Linked DNA regions of Homo sapiens: regions 1, 2 and 3 are each linked to region 4. Evidence: chromatin loops called from intact Hi-C (ENCODE). Cell type or tissue: heart right ventricle. All regions are shown on one strand. Region 1 overlaps LARGE1 (LARGE xylosyl- and glucuronyltransferase 1). Region 2 has its middle 27 kb from the start of LINC02885. Region 3 overlaps LARGE1 (LARGE xylosyl- and glucuronyltransferase 1). Region 4 overlaps LARGE1 (LARGE xylosyl- and glucuronyltransferase 1).

Region 1 (5,000 bases), 190 kb before region 4:
CCTATTTTTATGAACAAGATCCCAAACAAAAATAAACAGAAAGCAAAAATAAAATGAAAAAGATAAACCAAACAATGTTGAATTTATTATTTACTTCCTGATAGGCAAGAGAACAGATGCCCATGTAAAAATTTACTGAGTGCATCACAAAGAGAAAAATTAGGAGTTTTTAAGTGCAGAAGTGGGATAAAAGAGGTGGAATGAGAGATAGAGTCTGAAAACTGTTTTCTGGGCAGGACCTAATGAGTTCATAGATTTGTACAAAGTTGTTGAAAACGATAGCGTAGTTCATTGGCCGGAAAAGAAGAGTGTTTCTTTAGTCCTGTCGTGGTCCATTCAGGCTGCTAACAACATAGCGTAAACAGAACGGGTCATAAACAGAAATTTATTTCTCACAGTTCTGGAGGCTGGGAAGTTCAAGTTGCTGGCAGACTCAGCTTGGTGTCTTGGTGATTGCCCTTTTCCTGGTTCTTGGATTACCCTTCTTGCTGTGTCCTTACTTGGTAGAAGAGGCAGGGTAGCTCTCTGTGCCTCTTTTATAAGGGCATTAATCTCACTAATGAGGACTTCGCCCTCATGATATTATCACTCACCGTGATGGTTAAGATTGAGTGTCAACTTGATTGGATTGAAGAATGGAAAGTGTTGTTCCTGGGTGTGTCTATGAGGGTGTTGCCAAAGGAGATTAACATTTGAGTCAGTGGACTAGGAAAGACAGACCCACCCTCAATCTGGGTGGGGACAATCTAATCAGCTGCCAGCACGGCCGGAATAAAAGCAGGCAGAAGAACGTGGAAAGACTAGACTAGTTTAGTCTTCTGGCCTCCATCTTTCTCCTATGCTGGATGCTTCCTGCCCTCCAACATTGGACTCCAAGTTCTTCAGCTTTGGGACTCGGACTGGCTTCCTTGCACCTCAGCTTATAGATGGCCTATTGTGGGACCTCAACTTGTGATTGTGTGAGTCAGTACTCCTTAATAACTTCCCTTTATAGAAGCATCTATCCTATTAGTTCTGTCCCTCTAGAGAATCCTGACTAATACACTCACAGAGGTACCACTTCCTAATACCACCACACTGAGGACTAGATTTCAACATAGGAGTTTGGAGGAACACAGACCCTCAGACCACAGCAGATCCAGTTAGAGTCTACCGTGATCATGACCCCTTTATGGCTTCAGCTGTTTCAAAGCAGTAGCATTGAAATACAAACTTTAGTTTTTTTGTTTTGTTCTGTTTTGTTTCGTTTTTGAGACAGAGTCTCACTCTGACTCAGGCTGGAGTGCAGTGGTGTGATCTCGGCTCACTGCAACCTCCGCCTCCCAGGTTCAAGCAATTCTCCTGCCTCAGCCTCCCGAGTAGCTGGGATTACAGGCACATGCCACCACGCCCAGCTAATTTTTGTATTTTTAGTAGAGACAGGATTTCACCATGTCTGTCAGGCTGGTCTCGAACTCCTGACCTTGTGATCAGCCCGCCTGGGCCTCCCAAAGTGCTGGGATTACAGGTGTGAGCCACCACGCCCAGCCAAACTTTAGTTTTGCTCTGTCCTGGGCAAGTGCTACAGGGGATGGAAAACTTGTTTTTACACTATATAGCATGCACTGCATAAGGCGACCAAGGCAGTCAAGGGCTTGGGAGAGCGTAAATAAGCAAGACAATTCAGATAGCGGTCAGTGCTATGAAAGATGTAAGACTGCAACACGATGGAGACTCAAAGGAAAGTTCAAAGGATGAGAAGCTTCCGCCAAGAGAAGATGCTGTGGAAGTGTTCTAAGCAGAGGGAAGGCAGATGCAAAGGAGAGAGCCTGTGATGTTTGATGGAGAGAAAGGAGGCCTCTGTGTGTCCGGGGGGTGGGGGTGTGGGTGGGGAAGAGAGTGTTAGGCAGTGGAATCATGTTCACGTGGGCCTTGCTGATGAATTGCAGGGAGAGAATAGAGGGAACGAGGAAATCAGCCACAGTTCCAGACTGGGATAGCATTACTGAGTGGAGTGTGGCTCTCCCCTTGAGCCCTAGGGTGCAGTTATCTGCATAGAGGCAGCGCCAAGAGAGGACAGAGACTTGAGGAGAGTTGCCTGCCCTCTCCCAGATTTGCCCTGTGATCCCAGAGAGCCGATTATCTTTCTTCACTGTGATTTTGCAGAACCTGCAGGCAGTTTGGAAACAGCACTGGCAAAGGAGAAAACGAGACTCAGATTTCTCATCCTAGCTGTGACAGAGATGCCAAGTAACCTAGTGGCTTTGTGCAAGTCCTTTAATCTCACAGAACCTCATGTTTCTCATCTGCAAAATGAGTGTAAGATTAGTTAAGCTGCCTACCTGTTAGGGTAGTTGTGAATATCAGTTGGGAAAATTGGTGGGAAAAGAGCTTGGAACCATTTAAAATATACAGATTTGTGAGGAATCAATGCTATGGATCTAACCAATTAAAATAGAATATGGTGGCATGATAGCTAATCTTTTAATGGAATCATTGTCATTTTCTTCTACCATTTTGAGCACTAACTGTGTTAAACACCGTACTGAGCACTTCCACATACATTAATCTTTGTTATATTTTAGAAGCAGCTCAGTCACTTTATTCATTTACGTAAGCTGTCAAGTAGCATTTAACCAAGGGAAACGTCCTCAGTTAATCTTCACAACAGCACACACAAGCCATCTCCATTTTATGGGTAGGGAAACTGAGGCACATCAGTTCAATTCATTGCCCAGGACCCAATAACCTATAAGTGGAAAAATTCCAGATCCACAGCCAGGGCTTTTTGGCTTCAGAGCTCATCAAAGACCATATGCAAAGCTTTCTCTCAGCACAGCTTTATACAGCTGTTGAGCATCAATGCTGTCTATAAATTAGTGTTCAAACTTGGCATCTGTGCTGAAGAGCTTAAAAGTTAATTTCTCGTATTTGTCCTTGGACCTGTGTTAGCCACGGAGTGGGCATCGCCTTGCACAAAGTAGCACCTTTTAAATGAGAGCCTTCACTAGAGATTGAGCAACTGCTGCGTACTTTGCAAATAGAAAGTGTCTTGTGACTGCCACCCAGTTGGAAGATGTAGAGCCCTTGTCAGCACCTGGGTTTGGAGGGTCTCTTAATTATGTCAGGAGTCTGGGCACACTGATATTTATTAGCTCTATACTATGCAGATGTGGACCACAGAGGCTGGGTACCTGGAGTCATTGTTTAAAATAAAGGATCTTGAGTGCAGCTGTGTGGCTGTGAATCCCAGCCCCAAGACATCCCAACTAGGTCACCTTGGAAAAGTGGTTCAATCCCTCTGTCTGCAGTTTCCTCATCTGCAAAATGGGTATGATCATACTGCCTACTTCATAGGGTTGCTGCTGTTGTGGGGGTGGGTGTTGATTTGGAACTATCCACATAAATAAAGCATATTGCCCAGTACTTGGACCAGCACTCAGACTTGGCTGTCATCACCATTAGGTTGAACCATTTTATCACCTCCACAAATGTCAGATGTAGACACATTAAAAAATTCCATGCTCAGGCCGGGCACGGTGGCTCACACCTGTAATCCCAGCACTTTGGGAGGCCGAGGTGGGAGGATCACCTGAGGTCAGGAGTTCAAGACCAGCCTGGCCAACATGGTGAAACCCCGTCTCTACTAAAAATACAAAAATTAGCTGGACATAGTGGCGCGCGCCTGTAATCCCAGCTGCTAGGGAGGCTGAGGCAGGAGAATCACTTGAACCCGGGAGGTGAAGGTTGCAGCGAGCCGAGATCGCACCACTGCACTCCAGCCTGGGCGACAGAGCAAGACTATGTCTCAAAAAAAAAAAAAAAAAAAAAAAAGGCCACCATGCTTGTAGAGCTATCCATTTGGATAGAGATGGTTTTAGCAGGAAGGAATTTGAAAGAGGACCCTCGAGTTATGTGCCAGAGCACTGCTACTCTTCTCACTTACACAGGCATTAAACACAATTTTGAATTTAATGGGATACTCTGATAATTTCTCTTTTGTCCTGAAAATGGATTGTTAGAGAGGAAGCATCACAGCAGAGTATGTTGCCTTTCAAAACAGGGTGCGCATTGCCCACCCGCCGCCCGCATTTCCCTCCTCCCTCCCTGTGGAGATTCAGCTTTTATCAGATACTGTTCAAAGCCCCCAGGACAAGGACAGGACGTCCTTTCATATGAAAGTAATTTAAAACATGTTTTGTTTTGTTTTGTTTTCAGTTAGCACACAACCATATTATGAGGTAAAATTTAAAATGTGCACAATTGATTAAAAATTGAGACTTCAAAGAAATCACTCGCTCATTGGCAGGCTAATTTGGGCTGTATATTCGTTCTCAAGGGCTCTTAGGAATTGTGTAAGTGAAAGAATTTGCAAAGCTCCCGGAGCTTGCAGCCTGTGCCTTCAGACACAGCAGCACGGAGTCCCCACTCTGCTTCCTGTTTACTGTGCAACTGGAGTTTGTTACTTAGAGGCTTAGTTTCCTCTGCTGAAAATCAAGATAGCACTTTCCATTTCAAAGGGTTTGAGGGGACAAAGGAGATTCACAGATGTAAAGGGAAAGTGTGGTGCCCAGGAGGTGGTTTGCACCCAGTGTAGTCCCCCCACTCCTTTGCCTTCACTTGAAAGACGCAAAAGTGTCACTGGCAATGTTGTGCACAGAGCAGACGTCAGAGAATCAAGATGGGCCTGCTTCCTGCCATGGACTTTGGACCCTGCAGCCCCAGCTTCTTGCTCTTTGTGCCTCTCAGCTATAGGGGCTTAATCTGGGAGCTTGGAGTGTCACCATGCCTCCCTTGCATCTCCCTCAGTGATGCATTGGCTCATCTGTCACCTGCCAGTGGCCGACAAGGCCCCATCAGTCTTGCTGTTACCTATTTATCTACCTGCTTTTTCTTCTTTCTGTCATCACTCATTTAGTAATTCAACACTATTCTGGCACCCACTCTGTTCAGAACACTGCCACTGATACTTTTGTATCTTTCTATTTTGAAATATTCCATGAAACTCTTCTTACCATTTG
Region 2 (5,000 bases), 1.7 Mb before region 4:
GGCTGGTTCAACATATGCAAATCAATAAATATAATTCATCACATAAACAAAACCAATGACAAAAACCACATGATTATCTCGATAGATTCTGAAAAGGCCTTCGATAAAATTCAACAACGCTTCATGCTAAAAACTCTCAATAAACTAGGTATTGATGGAATGTATCTCAAAATAGTAAGGGCTATTTATGACAAACCCACAGCCAATATCATACTGAATGGGCAAAAGTCGAAGCATTCCCTTTTAAAACCGGCACAAGACAAGGATGCCCTCTCTCACCACTCCTATTCAAGATAGTATTGGAAGTTCTGGCCAGGGCAATCAGGCAAGAGAAAGAAATAAATGGTGTTCAAATAGGAAGAGAGGAAGTTAAATTGTCTCTGTTTGCAGATGACACAATCGTATATTTAGAAAACCCCATCGTCTCAGCCCCAAATCTCCTTAAGCTGATAAGCAACTTCAGCAAAGTCTCAGGATACAAAATCAATGTGCAAAAATCACAAGCATTCCTATACACCAATAATAGAGAGCCAAATCATGAGTGAACTCCCATTCACAATTGCTACAAAGAGAATAAAATATCTAGAATACAACTTACAAGGATGTGAAGGACCTCTTCAAGGAGAACTACAAACCACTGCTCAAGGAAATAAGAGAGGACACAAACAAATGGAAAAACATTCCCTGCTCATGGTTAGGAAGAATCAATATCATGAAAATGGCCTTACTGCCCCAAAGTAATTTATAGATTCAATGCTATCCCCATCAAGCTACTAATGACTTTCTTCACAGAATTAGAAAAAGCTACTTTAAATTTCATATGGAACCAAAAAAGAGCCTGTATAGCCAAGACAACCTTAAGCAAAAGAACAAAGCTGGAGGCATCACGCTACCTGACTTCAAACTATATTACAAGGCTACAGTAACCAAAACAGCATGGTACTGGTACCAAAACAGGTATATAGACCAATGGAACAGAACAGAGGCCTTAGAAATAATGCCACACATCTACAACCATCTGATCTTTGACAAACCTGACAAAAACAAACAATGGGGAAAGGATTCCCTATTTAATAAGTGGTGTTGGGAAAACTGGCTAGCCATATGCAGAAAACTGAAACTGGACCCCTTCCTTACACCTTATAAAAAAATTAACTCAAGATGGATTAAAGACTTCAATGTAAGACCTAAAACCATAAAAACCCTTGAAGAAAACCTAGGCAATACCATTCAGGACATAGGCATTGGCAAAGACTTTGTGACTAAAACACCAAAAGCAATTGCAACAAAAGCCAAAATTGACAAATGGGATCTAATTAAAGAGCTTCCGCATAGCAAAAGAAACTATCATCAGAGTGAACAGACAACCTACAGAATGGGAGAAAATTTCTGCTATCTATCCATCTGACAAAGGGCTAATATCCAGAATCTACAAGGAACTTAAATTTACAAGAAAAAAACCAACCTCATCAAAAAGTGGGCAAAGGATTTGAACAGACAATTCTCAAAAGAAGAAATTTATGCAGCCAACAAACATATGAAAAAAACCTCATCATCACTGGTCATTAGAGAAATGCAGACAAAACCACAATGAGACACCATCTCATGCCAGTTAGAATGGTGATCATTAAAAAGTCAGGAAACAACAGATGCTGGAGAGGATGTGAAGAAATAGGAATGCTCTTACACTGTTGGTGGGAGTGTAAATTAGTTCAACCATTGTGGAAGAGTGTGGCGATTCCTCAAGGATCTAGAACCAGAAATACCATTTGACCCAGCAATCCCATTACTGGGTATATACCTAAAGGATTATAAACCATTCTATAAAGACACATGCACACATATGTTTATTGCAGCACTATTCACGATAGCAAAGACTTGGAACCAACCCAAATGCCCATCAATAACAGACTAGATAAAGAAAATGTGGCACATATACACCATGGTATACTATGCAGTCATAAAAAAGGATGAGTTCATGTCCTTTGCAGGGACGTGGATGAAGCTGGAAACCATCATTCTCAGCAAACTCACACAGGAACAGAAAACCAAACACTGCATGTTCTCACGCATAGGTGGGAGCTGAACAGTGAGAACACATGGACACAGGGAGGGGAACATCACACCTGGGGACCTGTTGGGGAGTGGGGCTGGGCGGGGGACAGCATTAGGAGAAATACCTAATGTAGATGACAGGTTGATGGGTGCAGCAAACCATGGCACATGTATCCCTATGTAACAAACCTGCACGTTCTGCACATGCATCCCAGAACTTAAAGTATAATAATAATAAAAAAATTTACTAAGTTTACTCCCCCTTCCTGCTTTGTCTTCTCTTTAGCCAACCTTCCAACCTTTTTTTTTTTTTTTTTTGAGACGGAGTCTCGCTCTGTCACCCAGGCTGGAGTATAGTGGCGCAATCTTGGCTCACTGCAAGCTCTGCCTCCCGGGTTCACACCATTCTCCTGCCTCAACCTCCCGAGTAGCTGGGACTACAGGTGCCTGCCACCACGTCCGGCTAATTTTTTGTATTTTTAGTAGAGACGGGGTTTCACCGTGTTAGCCACGATGGTCTCGATCTCCTGACGTCGTGATCCGCCCCCCTCGGCCTCCCAAAGTGCTAGGATTACAGGCTTGAGCCACCGCGCCCGGCCCCTTTCAACGTTTTTGTCAAGGGAGAAGGCAGGCCCTAGCCCCAAGGCTCTGCGCTCCTTCTAACCCCACTGGGGCTGGAATGCCCCCCGCCCCAACGTGTGGCACCAGGAGTGGGGGGCACAGCTCTGCGACCTGTGCCTGTACCCCCTCCTCCTGCCCCACTCTGAAGCTGTCTGTGCTTTTTCGAGCCATCACCTAGGCTCTGCCTTCCTCCCCTCACCTCTTTCTCGCTTGCTCCCGCGCGCTCTCTCCACTTAGTGGTTCATTTACTGCTCAATCTGTGATTAATTAAAACAATTTAAATAACTGTGCTGACGCTAAATTCATTTCCAGCCACCTCCGCCGCGCAGGGCTGCGTGAGCACAGGAGAGCCGCGGTGCGGGCTCGCGCTGACCGCCAGGGGGAGCTGTGGTCTCAGGTTTGACTGGAAGCTTGGCGTCGGATGGCGGGGTTGGGTGCAGGAAAAAGGTTAAAACATGCAAGTTCTCCCCTCCCGCCCACTTTGCCTTCTTCCACCTGGGATTCTACCGTGTCCGTGCCCTCGCAGTCCCCAAAGATTCGCTGGGTTAATCCAGAATAAAAAATGTCAGGGAAGCAAACTCCTTTCTCCTGCCTGAGGTCAGCCCCAGGATATTCCCAGAACACCTGGGGCCCGGGGACCAGGAAGGTCATGCTTGCAGGAGGGGAAACACAGGCACAGACTGTGAGAAAGGAAGACCTGCCCATGGCCTCCCTTGGTGGGGGAAGGGTAGATCCTAAATTCAATGACTGGTGTCCTTATAAGAGGAGGGGACACAGAGAGACACATATACTGTGTCAAGGGCCGGGCGCAGTAGCTTACGCCTATAATCCCAACATTTTGGGACGCAGAGGCAGGTGGATCACCTGAGGTCAGGAGTTTGAGACCAGCCTGGCCAACATGGTGAAACCCCGTCTCTACTCAAAATACAAAACATTAGCTGGGCATGGTGGCAGGCGCCTGTAATTCCAGCTACTTGGGAGGCTGAGGCAGGAGAATTGCTTGAACCCAGGTGGCAGAGGTTGCAGTGAGCCAAGATTGCACCATTGCACTCTAGTCTGGGCGACAGAGCAAGACTCTGTTTCAAAAAAAAAAAAAAATGCCATGTGAAGATGGGGCAGTGATTGGTGTGATGCTGCCATGAGCAAGGGAACCCAAAAACTGGAAGAGACAAGGAAAGATCCTTCCCTGATCCTTCAGAGGGAGCGTGGCCCTGCCAACACCTCAATTTCAGGCTGCTAGCCTCCAGAACTGTGAGAGAATAAAAATAAGCTGGTTTAAGCCTCCCAATTTGTGGTCGTTTGTTATGGCAGGGCTAGGAAACTGTGACAAGGTGTTAGAAAGAAACCAGTATCTAGGAGCCTACTCAGTGCTGGGCGCTTTGCTAGATGGGTTCATGAACGTTTTCTCATTTAAGCCTCACCACAGTCACGTGCTGCAGGTTAAATTAACATCCTCATCTGTCTTGCAGGGCCAAACAGCTGGGAAGAGGCAGAACCAGGTTCAAGAGCAGGCCAGCCTCGGTCGGCAACTGGGGGTCTCAGCAGGTTGCCTACCTCATGCTCTAGGGCCCCGCCGTTTCCTGGAACCTTGCCTTGAACAGAAATGAGAACAAGGATGTGTAAGTTTGCTGGGTAGGGGAGGGACAAGAGCTCAGACATGGTCAGGAGGACCAGGCACGGCTGGAGGATGCTTGCTGTGTGGGCATGCTCTGGTGGAGAGAAGACAGCTCCACCCAGGCTGCTCCCTCACACAGAACTTCAGGACTCTGCACTCGGGAGCAGTGGCCCGCCTTATGGGTTAGCATGGTATGAGATTGGTATGAGTCAAAGTGACCTTGGGTAAGTGACTTCACTTCTCCATGCCTCGAATCTCACTGGGGCCAATTTTGCCCCCCAGGAAACACTTGGCAATATCTAGAGATATTTTTGCTTGTCACAACTGGGTGGAGGGTGCTACTGGCTTTGAGTGGGTAGAGACCAGGGATGCCGGCCAATGTCCTGCAATGTACGAGACAGGCCCTTACGACAAAGAATTATCCAGCCCAAAGGTCAATAGTGCCAAAGCTGAGGGACTGTCTCTACACAGTCTGCCCCATCAGTTCCCTTAGCTCATCCCCAGCCACTGTCCCCTGGCCCCCTCCACTTAGCCACACTGGCCTCCTCTGTGCCCCGAACATACCCTTTCTGAGAGCATTTACACTGGCTAGTTCATCCTCTCTGCCTGGCTGGCTCATTCCATGTCCTCCAGGCCTTTGCTCAGACGCCACCTTCTCAATGGGATCTAGTCCAACCACCCTATTTACAGCTGCAACCTGCGCCTCCTC
Region 3 (5,000 bases), 170 kb before region 4:
AGCTTATGGACGAGAGGAATGAGGGGCCCTTCCGGGGAGGTGAGGGAGAGCATGTGCCCACACGGGGCTGAGAGGCTTCAGTTAAGAGACCAGGCTTGTCAGGACAGCATGCACTGGTGTGTTTTGACAGAGAGGAGAACGTGGAGCAAAAGGAATAGATTCTAAGATCTTTGAGGGCAAAGACTGCTCATTCCTGTTTATTATTCCCAATACCTGAAATAGAGTAAATACATCATAAATGTTCACTTGAAAGTTGTGTGGCAGGTTGAAGCCAAGCCAAGGAGTTTAGGGTTGAAGCCACAGCAAGAGAGGGCTTGTCTGCCTTTTTAGAGTTCAATAATAATGCCATGATGTATTTAACTTTTATTTTGGTTTCAGGGGTACATGTGTAGGTTTGTGATATAAGTAAATTACATGTCATGAGGGTTTGGTGTACAGATTATTTTGTCACCCAAAGAGTAAACATAGTAGGCCAGGCCCAGTGGCTCATGCCTGTAATCCCAGCACTTTGTGAGGCTGAGGCGGGTGGATCACAAGGTCAGGAGATCAAGACCATCCTGGCTAACGTGGTGAAACCCCATCTCTACTAAAAAATACAAAAAATTAGCCGGGCGTGGTGGCAGGAGCCTGTAGTCCCAGCTACTCGGGAGGCTGAGGCAGGAGAATGGCGTGAACCCGGGAGGTGGAGCTTGCAGTGAGCCAAGATCGCACCACTGCACTCCAGCCTGGGTGACAGAGCGAGACTCCGTGTCAGAAAAAAAAAAAAAAAAAAAGAGTAAACATAGCACCCAATAGATGGTTTTTTGTTTTTTGTTTTTTGTTTTTTGTTTTTAAGATGGAGTCTCACTCTGTCGCCCAGGCTGGAGTGCAGTGGTGCGATCTTGGCTGACTGCAACCTCCACCTCCCAGGCTCAAGCAATTCCCCTGCCTTAGCCTCTCGAGTAGCTGGAATTACAGGTGCATGCCCCCATGCCTAGCTAATTTCTTTTGTATTTTTAGTAGAGAGGGGGTTTCACCATGTTGGCCAGACTGGTCTCGAACTCCTGACCTCAAGTGATCCACCCACCTCGGCCTCCTGAAGTGCTGGGATTACAGGCAATAGATAGTTTTTCTATCCTTATTCTCTTCCCACCCTCCACACCCAAGTGGGCCTAGTTTTCTGTTCTCTTCTTTGTGTTCATGTAAACTCAGTGTTTGGTTTTCACTTATTGGAGGTAAACATTTTGTGTTCCTGCGTTAGTGTGTTTACGATAATGGCATCCAGCTCCATCCGTATTGCTGCAAAGGACATGACCTTGTTCTTTTTTATGACTGCATAGTATTCTATGGTGTGTATGTACAATATTTTCTTTTTTCAGTCTACTGTTGATGGGCATCTAGGTTGATTCCATGCCTTTGCTATTGTGAATAGTGCTGCAGTGAACCTATGTGTGCATGTGTCTTTATGATAGAACTGTTTCTACTCCTTTGGGTATATACCCAATAATGAGATTGCTGGGTTGAATGGTAGTTCTAATTTCTTTGAGAAATTGCCCAGCTGCTTTCCACAGTGGCTGAACTAATTTACATTCCTACCAGCAGTGTATAAGCATTCCCTTTTCTCCAGAACCTCACCAGCATCTGTTATTTTTTTACTTTTTAATAATAGCCCTTTTGACTAATTCTGTGATTTTTAATTAATGAAACTTGCAGCTCCCGAGGTATGGTGAGTGTGGTGTTACAGGAAGATTGACCTGGCAATGGTATAAGTTGGTGAAAAGGTGTAAGTCGGAGGCAAATACTGATGGAGATTTGGGAGTCTGCTGTGGAATATAGGGGGGAGATTCCATGAGACTTTTGGGGAGGCAGCTTTGTGTGATGAAAATAACAGGACTTTGAAGTCAGACAAACCTGGATTTGAATCGTGGCTCTACCGTATTCTAGCTGTGTGCCCTAGGACAAGTAGCTTAAACTGTCAACTTCAGTTTCCTAATCCATACAAACGGGGATTAATATATGTATCTCAGAGAGCCGCTGGGAAAAATAAAATAGATGTATGCAGATCTTGTGTTCCTAGGAAATATTCAATAAATGTTTTGATTTTGTGTCCTCCTTTTTGCCAAAGGAATTATTGATCAGAAGTTGATAAGTAATGGGATTTGAGACTCCAGAATGTGCTGCCTAAAGATGGTGACTATAATAGAAAAATTAGATGTTGGGGTTTGTTTATTTGTGTTTTTAAAAGGAGATGGGAGCTTGCTGTGTTGCCCAGGCTGACCTTGAATTCCTGAACTCAAGTGATCCTCCTGCCTCAGTCTTCCAAGGGACTGGGACTAGAGGCATCACTGCACCCAGATCAATGGGTTTTTTTCATGTTAACTTTGAGTGACAGCCTAGTTGAGATGCCTGGGGTAGAATTGGTGATATGGGGCCAAAACTCAGCTGAGGCTTGAGAGGGGTGAATTGTGCAGAGACATTGATTTGGAGAGTCCTCAACAAAGGAATGAATGCTCTGATCAAAGAGTCACAAGATCAAAACAGAGACCAGGCTGTTGGTGTTCCATGCGCTCATCAACGCTGTTGATTAGCATTACCCCATCCTAGGAAACATGACAGGTTGCTTCCAGATGTTACCTTCAAGATCTGCATTCCTTTCAGATTGCTCGTCTTCTGCCACAGCTAGCAAGATTTGCCCGAACATTGAGGTCACAGCCTCAAATGAGCCCCTCAAAGCCTCAGAATGACAGGAGAGAAGCTTGGTCAGGCACTCCACTGGCATCTAAGGTAGACTGAGCTCTGCCAATTTCCAAAGACAGATGGGGCTGAAGAGCCAAGTTTTGGTAACATGGACAAAAACCAAAGCAATTCCAGATGTTAGAGCCGGAGCAGCCAGCGCCTCTGTTGCTTTCCACCCCTGTAGCATTAAAATTAGAGAGCAACAGCCAAGTAATGAAGCCTGGGTCACTCCCCATCTGTCTCACTAAATGCCATTTGGAACCAGTGCCTTTTCATTTGACAGTAAAATCAATGAATGAAATATCGCAGGGTTGAAAGTGATGCTGTTCAGAATTCATTATGGGCGATGCTCTATTCCAAAGGATGGAAGACTCAGCCCTCTGCACTTTACTTTCCGGTAACATCAACACATCTACTTAATGAAACTTGAACCTTCTGTTAATCCTTCACCTATTTGCTTTTAAACTGAGTCGTTTTGAGGAAAGTCTAAAGGCCTTCTCTCTGGATTCTGCCTCTTAATGAATTAGCTATCACAAAAAGTTGGAAGATGCAGCAGTTTAAGGAAAGAGGGACTAGTTAATTAGGAAAACAGCTTGAGATTGGAGGACTTTTGCCAATAATCACTGGGTCCCTTATCAGCCAACACCATTTCCTTTGAATTGTTCTTTCCTGTTGAGAAATGTCTCAGCACTGAGCACACCGAGCTGAGGGTCACAATTTGTACAAATTCAGATACAGCTATGAGGTGGGAGAGCAAAGAAGGGTGGCAAAGAGAAGAGGGAATGCCCTCACTCTTGGAATTAACACCTGCCTCTGGAAAAATGGAAGACACAGTTGAAACAATATCATTCCTTTATAAGTAATGAAAACTAGGATCAACATGAGAGAACAGACTCTTTTTTTTCAGAGAGTTTTGCTCTTGTTACCCAGGCTGGAGTACAATGGCACGATCTTGGCTCACTGCAACCTCCACCTCCCAGATTCAAGTGATTCTCTCCTGCCTCAGCTTCCCAAGTAGGTGGGATTACAGGCGTGCTCCACCACGCTCAGCTAATTTTTTTTGTTTTTAGTAGAGACTGCATTTCAACATGTTTGTCAGGCTGGTCTTGAACTCCTGACCTTGGGGGATCCATCCTCCTCAGCCTCCCAAAGTGCTGGGGTTACAGGCGTGAGCCACCATGCCTGGTGATAACAAACTCTTAAGGTGTGTGTGTGTAGTGTGTGTGTGTATGTGTGTGTGTGTGTGTGTGTAGAGAGAGAGAGGGGGTGAATGAGGCCAGGGCTCATTATCTGCTGCCCTTTCTACAACAGAAGTGTTCTTTCCTTGGGATAGTGGGTGTTTGATTTATGTAGGGGTATTAGACAAAAAAAGAAATACCTGGGATGACAAGTAACATTCACAGCTCATCTAAGAAATATCTTCAAATTTAATGCAGCCTTCCTTTTTTTTTTCCTTCAACAAATATTTATTGAGCACTTACTATATTCCCACCAGGTCCTAGAAATAATAAGTCATAGACTTCCCACAAGAGCCTGGGTGTTCAAGTATGACAGAGAGAGAGAGAGAGAGAGAGGCAAGAGAAAAAGCAAGAAAAAAAAACAGTGATGGGCATTAGAAGGCAACAAAGAAAGAGAGAACAAGAGTAAGGCAGGGCAGGGAAAGCTACTTCGGAGAGAGGGACATGAAGTAAGGCTTCTCCAAGGAGGAGAAATTCAAGCTGGAAACACAGAAAGGCGCTGACCATGACAAGAGTTGGGGTGAGCATTTCAGCATGTGCGTGGGCATGAGACAGGGCAGAGCTGGTGGTCTTGGAAGGGTGGAAAGTCCAACATGGCCGGGGTATAGGGAGTGACAGGTGGTGTTATGAAATTAGGATGGAAATGAGCGGGGACATATTGGGTAGGGACGTATAGGCTACCACAGTAAGTTTGGGTTTTTATGTCTAGACTTTTCGAGTAGGGAACTGGATGGGAGAAGACGTCATGGAAGAAAGGTGACCACTTAGCACCAGGTAAGAAAGTTGGTACAGCAGTATTTGCAGATGGAGGTGGCTAGATCCAAGATATATTTTGGAGTTAGCATGATAGGGATGCCATTGGTGAGAGAGAGGAGGAATTTGGGCAGACGCAGATTCCTGTTGTGAGCCACACTAGGAGGATGGAGTCACTGTCACTCAGCCTTTTAAGGAATGTTCTTGGCACATCAGCAGTGCACTTTGTCTGTGCCAGGGCTGGAGAAGCAAACAAGTGTAGAATGCAGTTCCTTCCCTCGCTGGCTTCACAGT
Region 4 (5,000 bases):
AGTGATGCAGACAGCATCACCCCAGGTAGACTTTTGTTTCCAACATTCACATATTTTTCTATTCCCTTTTTTAGTGTTATTTTTTTCTCCCTGACTCCAAGGTCCCATCAGGGTACCTGTCTACACATGTCTGGCCTCTAAGTGTAAGAGGCCAAGCTGATTGAACATACGGCACGTCCGTTCCTCCATCAGGAAAATGGGGAGAATGACAGCTAGTGCTCAAGGTTATTGAGAGAATTCTGGGAAGCTCCTGGCACACTGCAGCACATCTGTAATTATAGTTGTTGTAGCTCTTGTGTTTACTGTTTATTTTACCGTTCCTTGTAACTTAGCAGCCTCTAAGTTTGTGTAAGTCCTCTCTGGCTGGTCACTGCCTTAGGAGATCAGCAGAGCTTTTTTATACCTTTGTGGAGAGAGAAGTGTAGGACTTTGGGGCTGGAAGGGGATCTTCAAATCATTTAATATACTCACCACCTGGCTTTGAAACGAGGAGTCCAAGGCTTATAGTGGGATACAACTTCATATCACATGTTCAGTTGGAAGCAGGGAAAGATGAGAACCAGCAAGGTAAGTGTTTTGATGCCTGTTTTATAGGTAAAGGAACTGAGTGAGTCAACGTTGAAAGCAGGGATTTGATCCACAGCTGGTTGATCAAGTGTCACTGGAGGCAGAGCCCCACAACAGGCCCGGCGGATGATGCATGGATGGCCCAGGTCCCGCGGCTCACCCTCCCTGTCTCTTCCAGGCTCCAGATGCTGGAGGCCATCTGCAAGCACTGGGAGGGGCCCATCAGCCTGGCCCTCTACCTGTCAGACGCCGAGGCCCAGCAGTTCCTCCGCTACGCACAGGGCTCTGAGGTGCTTATGAGCCGCCACAACGTGGGCTACCACATCGTGTACAAGGAGGGCCAGTTCTACCCCGTGAACCTGCTGCGCAACGTGGCCATGAAGCACATCAGCACTCCCTACATGTTCCTGTCTGACATTGACTTCCTGCCCATGTATGGGCTCTATGAGTACCTCAGGTAAGGACCTGCAGGGGCCTGGCCATCAGGCCAGAAGGCACATAGGGCCATGCAGTGCCAGGACCAAAAGGCCCTTAGGGTCATCATCTAGTCCAACAGGTTTCTTTTCCAGATGGGGCAGCAGAGACCCAGAAAGGGGAAGGGACCTGCCCACAGCCACCCAGCAATAGAGTTCTCAGTGAACAGACTGAAACCTGAGTTTGCAGAAGGAAATGTTGATGGCAGAGCTTGGTCCAGCGAACATCTCTTTTTGTCTGCCAGTCTATTGCTTTTTCTGTAGCATCTATGAAAACATACCCTCCTCAGGCAGGCACGCGATGGCTCTCGCCTGTAATCCTAGCACTTTGGGAGGCTGAGGCAGGTGGATCACGAGGTCAGGAGTTCGAGACCATCCTGGCCAACATGGTGAAACCCCCCCCCTACTAAAAATACCAAAAAAATTAGCTGGGCTTGGTGGCATGTGCCCGTAATCCCAGCTACTTGGGAAGCTGAGGCAGGAGAATCTCTTGAACCAGGGAGTCGGAGGTTGCAGTGAGCCGAGATTGCTCCACTGCACTCCAGCCTGGTGACAGAGCAAGACTCCTTCTCAAAAAATAATAATAATAAATAGAAGAAAACATACCCTCCTTCTTCTGGTTTTGGACCAGACAACCTTCATATAACCCAAGAAAGATTATTGCCCAGTCTTTTAAACAAATCTAAGTGATGATGATGCCTAGTGCTTATGGAAGTGTTTGCTGCGCGCCAGGCACTGTTCTGAGTGCTTGAGAGGTAGGATCTCATTTCCTCCCCCAAAGTCCCTGCCGTGGGTAGTATTATCACCTTCCTTTTCTAAATGGGGAACTGTGGGACCGAGACCAGGAGCCGTTGGCCCGGGGTTACTCATCTAGGAAAGGGAAACTGGGGTGGAAACAGCCAGTCTGGCTGCAGAGCCAAGTGCATAAGCACCATGACAACTGCTTCTGTGAATCTCCAGTGTCCCTTTCCAGCTCCCCCCACATCATGGGACGGGGTGTCAGCAGCTGGAGAAAGCACTCGGCTAATGGAAGGCTTAGATGGCTGTGTGAAGAGTGCATTTATTACAGAATAGTACACAATTCGGATTGATAGGAGCCATGGAAGTCATATGGCCCAAAGGTCCCATTTCACACATGAGAAAACTAAAGTCACACAGTATCATGGTCCAATGACATTTTAAAAAAATCCTTTATTTACTGCCATTGGTCAGCATGAATTATGCCAATACCTAGTGAGTGCCTGCCTAGATCCAGGTACCATGAGAGGTGATTTGCATATATCATCCCATTGGTTCTACACATCGAACCCCAGAGGCAGGTATAGCTACCTGCATTCTACAGGAAGGAAGAGTGGGGCCCAGAGAAGCAAAATAACAGTCCAAGTCCAGAGAGCTCACGCCAGGGTGTGAACCAGCGTCTGCAGCCCCAGGTCTGCCCGTCACCCTGCTACACGTTGTTGGGCTGCGCTGGGGTTTCTGTTTGTCGCAAACCAGGCAAGGTCTGATTTCTTTCTCTCTCGTTCTCTTGCTCTCCCTCCCTCCTTCTGACTCCGTCTCTCTGTCTCTTAGTATCTTTCTCTTACTGCCTCTGTCTCTTTCTCTCTGAAAAGAGCTTCTAGGAGTCTTTAAACTTTCTGTCGGGAAGCCAAAGCGTAGGTTTAGCCTGCATACCCTCCGTGCCCTGCGCTGTCTGGAGCAAGGTCAGGCAGCCTGTGTTCTCTCTCCAGCTTCTGAGTCCGTGTCCTTCCAGGGACATCTCCGGGTTTCCTAGTGTTAATCCCTCCCCTGGGGCGGGAGGAGTCCCTACCAGACTCTGTTAAAAACAGTAGGGTCAGCGACCCCTAGGCAGCATGACCCTGAATCGGGAATGGGAGGTGCTGTGGTACCCAGCACCATGAGCCTCAACCCCTGACCCACCAGGCTGCAGAAATGGAGCACTCCCTCCAGCCCCAGCGCCTGTGCCAGTGCCTGCTGGGTCTTAGAATCCAGTGTGTGGAGCCAGGGTGCCCCCATGTGGCCAGACGGGGCTTGCAGCCTCTGATGCCTGCAGATTCTGAAACTTGGGCAGCTTCCGGGATGACAGGCTCCCAAGGGAACAGATAGATGATGGGAGTGAGTGCCACCCTAGACTAAGAAAAGAGGCTTCAGGATTGGACCCCTGCCCACCCTCCACCCCTCTGGGACTCTTCTTCGCTCCAGCCAATTGAAAGTGAGCTGGCCCCGTATGAGTCTGTGGTCTCTACTCCCTGTGCAAGGACTATTTAATTATTTGACCTCATGGGCATCATGTTTTAAAAAGCAATACGTATGAACAGTTTTTTTTTCTTTGTCTTTCTATGTTTTATTAATTAAAGGCATCGTTCACTGCTAATCCAGACCCTACTTGAAGTGAGGTAGCTAGTGTGCCCTTCTACTTAGCACTTGCTTAATGCAGAGTCACTTGAGGTGGTAGTTGGCCTTAGCTACCTTATCACAGGAAGGTATGTGGTTCCCCTCAGGGGTTTTGAAATATTGCAAATTGCTTTTAAAACTTTATTACTTTCTTCCCAGACTTTTCCCAAGAATGCTGAGTACAATTCAATAGAGAGACCAGAGCCCTGGTCTCAGGGAGCCAGTCGTCTCTCCACACAATCGTGCCATTATTGCTTTATGGACGCAGGGAAGGTTACTAGGTATTCATATTTTTCAAGAGGAGTTGGGAATCTGGATTTTCATATAAAATGTTTTTTTAATGTTGGCAACTAATTTTTAAAAATTGTTTTTAGATGATGATTTGGAGCAAAAAAATCATTTCAAATGCTGTTGAGGCCGACAAAATATGCCTTCAGGCTGCCTTGACTCCTCACACCCCCACCCCAAACTACCAGAGTGTAACCTCTGACCTAGACAATTCCTAGGCACCAAAGTATTTATGAGAATCAATGAGGAATGTCATTCTCTCGGAAGCCCCAAATAAGCAGACACTGTTCTTTTCATATGACATAATCATATCAACTTACCCTTGGCTTCAGGGACATTTTTTCTGGTGAGTAGATGGATTCATTTCTGACCCAGACGTTACCAGTGGATGCCCCTTGTGCACACCATAGCATCACTGGTGGGAGTTGAGGTTAAGGGTGCTGTTTGCTGTGGCAGCTGAGGACTCCAATGAAGCCCCCAGACCCTTCTAGAAACTGACTTTCTCAGCACTGATCTCCCATAAAATTCTGTACCCAAGCTCTGTCAAGATATTAATATTGGCCAGGTGCAGTGGCTAACACCTGTCACCCAGCATTTTAGGAGGCTGAGGTGGGAGAATTGCTTGAACCCAGGAATTCGAGACCAGCCTGAGCAATATAGTGAGACCCCATCTCTACAAAAAATTTCAAAAATTGGCCAGGCGCGGTGGCTCACGCGTGTAATCCCAGCACTTTGGGAGGCCGAGGCCGGTGAATCACGAGGTCAGAAGATCGAGACCATCCTGGCCAACATGGTGAAACCCCATCTCTACTGAAATACCATAAATTAGCTGGGCATGGTGGTGCATGCCTGTAGTCCCAGCTACTAGGGAGGCTGAGGCAGGGGAATCGCTTGAACCCCGGAAGGCAGAGGTTGCAGTGAGCTGACATCGCACCACTGCACTCCAGCCTGGCAACAGAGTGAGACTCCATCTCCAAAAAAAAGAAAAAAAATTGCTGAGCATTGTGGAACATGCCTGTTGTTTCAGCGACTTGGGAGGTTGAGACAGGATGATCTCCTGAGCCCAGGCAGCTGAAGCTAGAGTGAGCCATGATTGTGCCACTGCACTCCATCCTGAACAGCAGGGCAACACCCTATCTCAAAAAAACACATTTGTTAATTACTTAAGAATGATGACAGTTACAAGTTACTGAGCCCTTACCATGTGCCAGAAACCCTGCCAGCTGCACTCAGTCTGTCATTACCTCTGTTCTTCACACTGCTCTTTAAGGTAACTACCAT

What was found. A loop is a pair of places that touch in the nucleus more often than their neighbours do. Peaks named below come from ENCODE experiments on the same cell type or tissue, not always from the same donor. Only the 100,000 strongest peaks of a DNase experiment are listed, where the experiment ranks them.
Region 1: a loop joins it to region 4, with 2.6 times the contacts of the local background. A loop is called at or near these places in 3 of 110 quality-filtered maps.
Region 2: it touches region 4 in a loop (5-fold over the local background); 24 of 110 quality-filtered maps call a loop at or near these places.
Region 3: a loop joins it to region 4, with 4 times the contacts of the local background. A loop is called at or near these places in 11 of 110 quality-filtered maps.

Annotation. Positions count from the first base shown.
Region 1 is chr22:33,491,968-33,496,967 of GRCh38, reverse strand. All of the region lies in intron 6 of LARGE1 (LARGE xylosyl- and glucuronyltransferase 1), which reads left to right. Among named protein-coding and RNA genes, the nearest start is that of MIR4764, 58 kb to the right of the region's middle. In heart right ventricle, no CTCF peak of the experiment used is centred here; no DNase peak of the experiment used is centred here; H3K4me3 peaks cover 718 bases; H3K27ac peaks cover 999 bases.
Region 2 is chr22:35,022,281-35,027,280 of GRCh38, reverse strand. No RefSeq gene overlaps it. Among named protein-coding and RNA genes, the nearest start is that of LINC02885, 27 kb to the right of the region's middle. RefSeq lists an enhancer at 2,785-3,375. In heart right ventricle, CTCF peaks have their summits at 2,848 and 3,052 (motif pointing right); a DNase peak (open chromatin) is centred at 3,040; H3K27me3 peaks cover 2,722 bases.
Region 3 is chr22:33,465,660-33,470,659 of GRCh38, reverse strand. All of the region lies in intron 6 of LARGE1 (LARGE xylosyl- and glucuronyltransferase 1), which reads left to right. Among named protein-coding and RNA genes, the nearest start is that of MIR4764, 31 kb to the right of the region's middle. In heart right ventricle, a CTCF peak has its summit at 2,768; a DNase peak (open chromatin) is centred at 4,924; H3K27ac peaks cover 811 bases.
Region 4 is chr22:33,300,253-33,305,252 of GRCh38, reverse strand. LARGE1 (LARGE xylosyl- and glucuronyltransferase 1) reads left to right here. Exons shown (of 15, transcript NM_133642.5): 12 at 746-1,024. Among named protein-coding and RNA genes, the nearest start is that of MIR4764, 130 kb to the left of the region's middle. RefSeq lists an enhancer at 4,991-5,000. In heart right ventricle, a CTCF peak has its summit at 3,049 (motif pointing left); DNase peaks (open chromatin) are centred at 3,052 and 4,945; H3K4me3 peaks cover 628 bases; H3K27ac peaks cover 873 bases.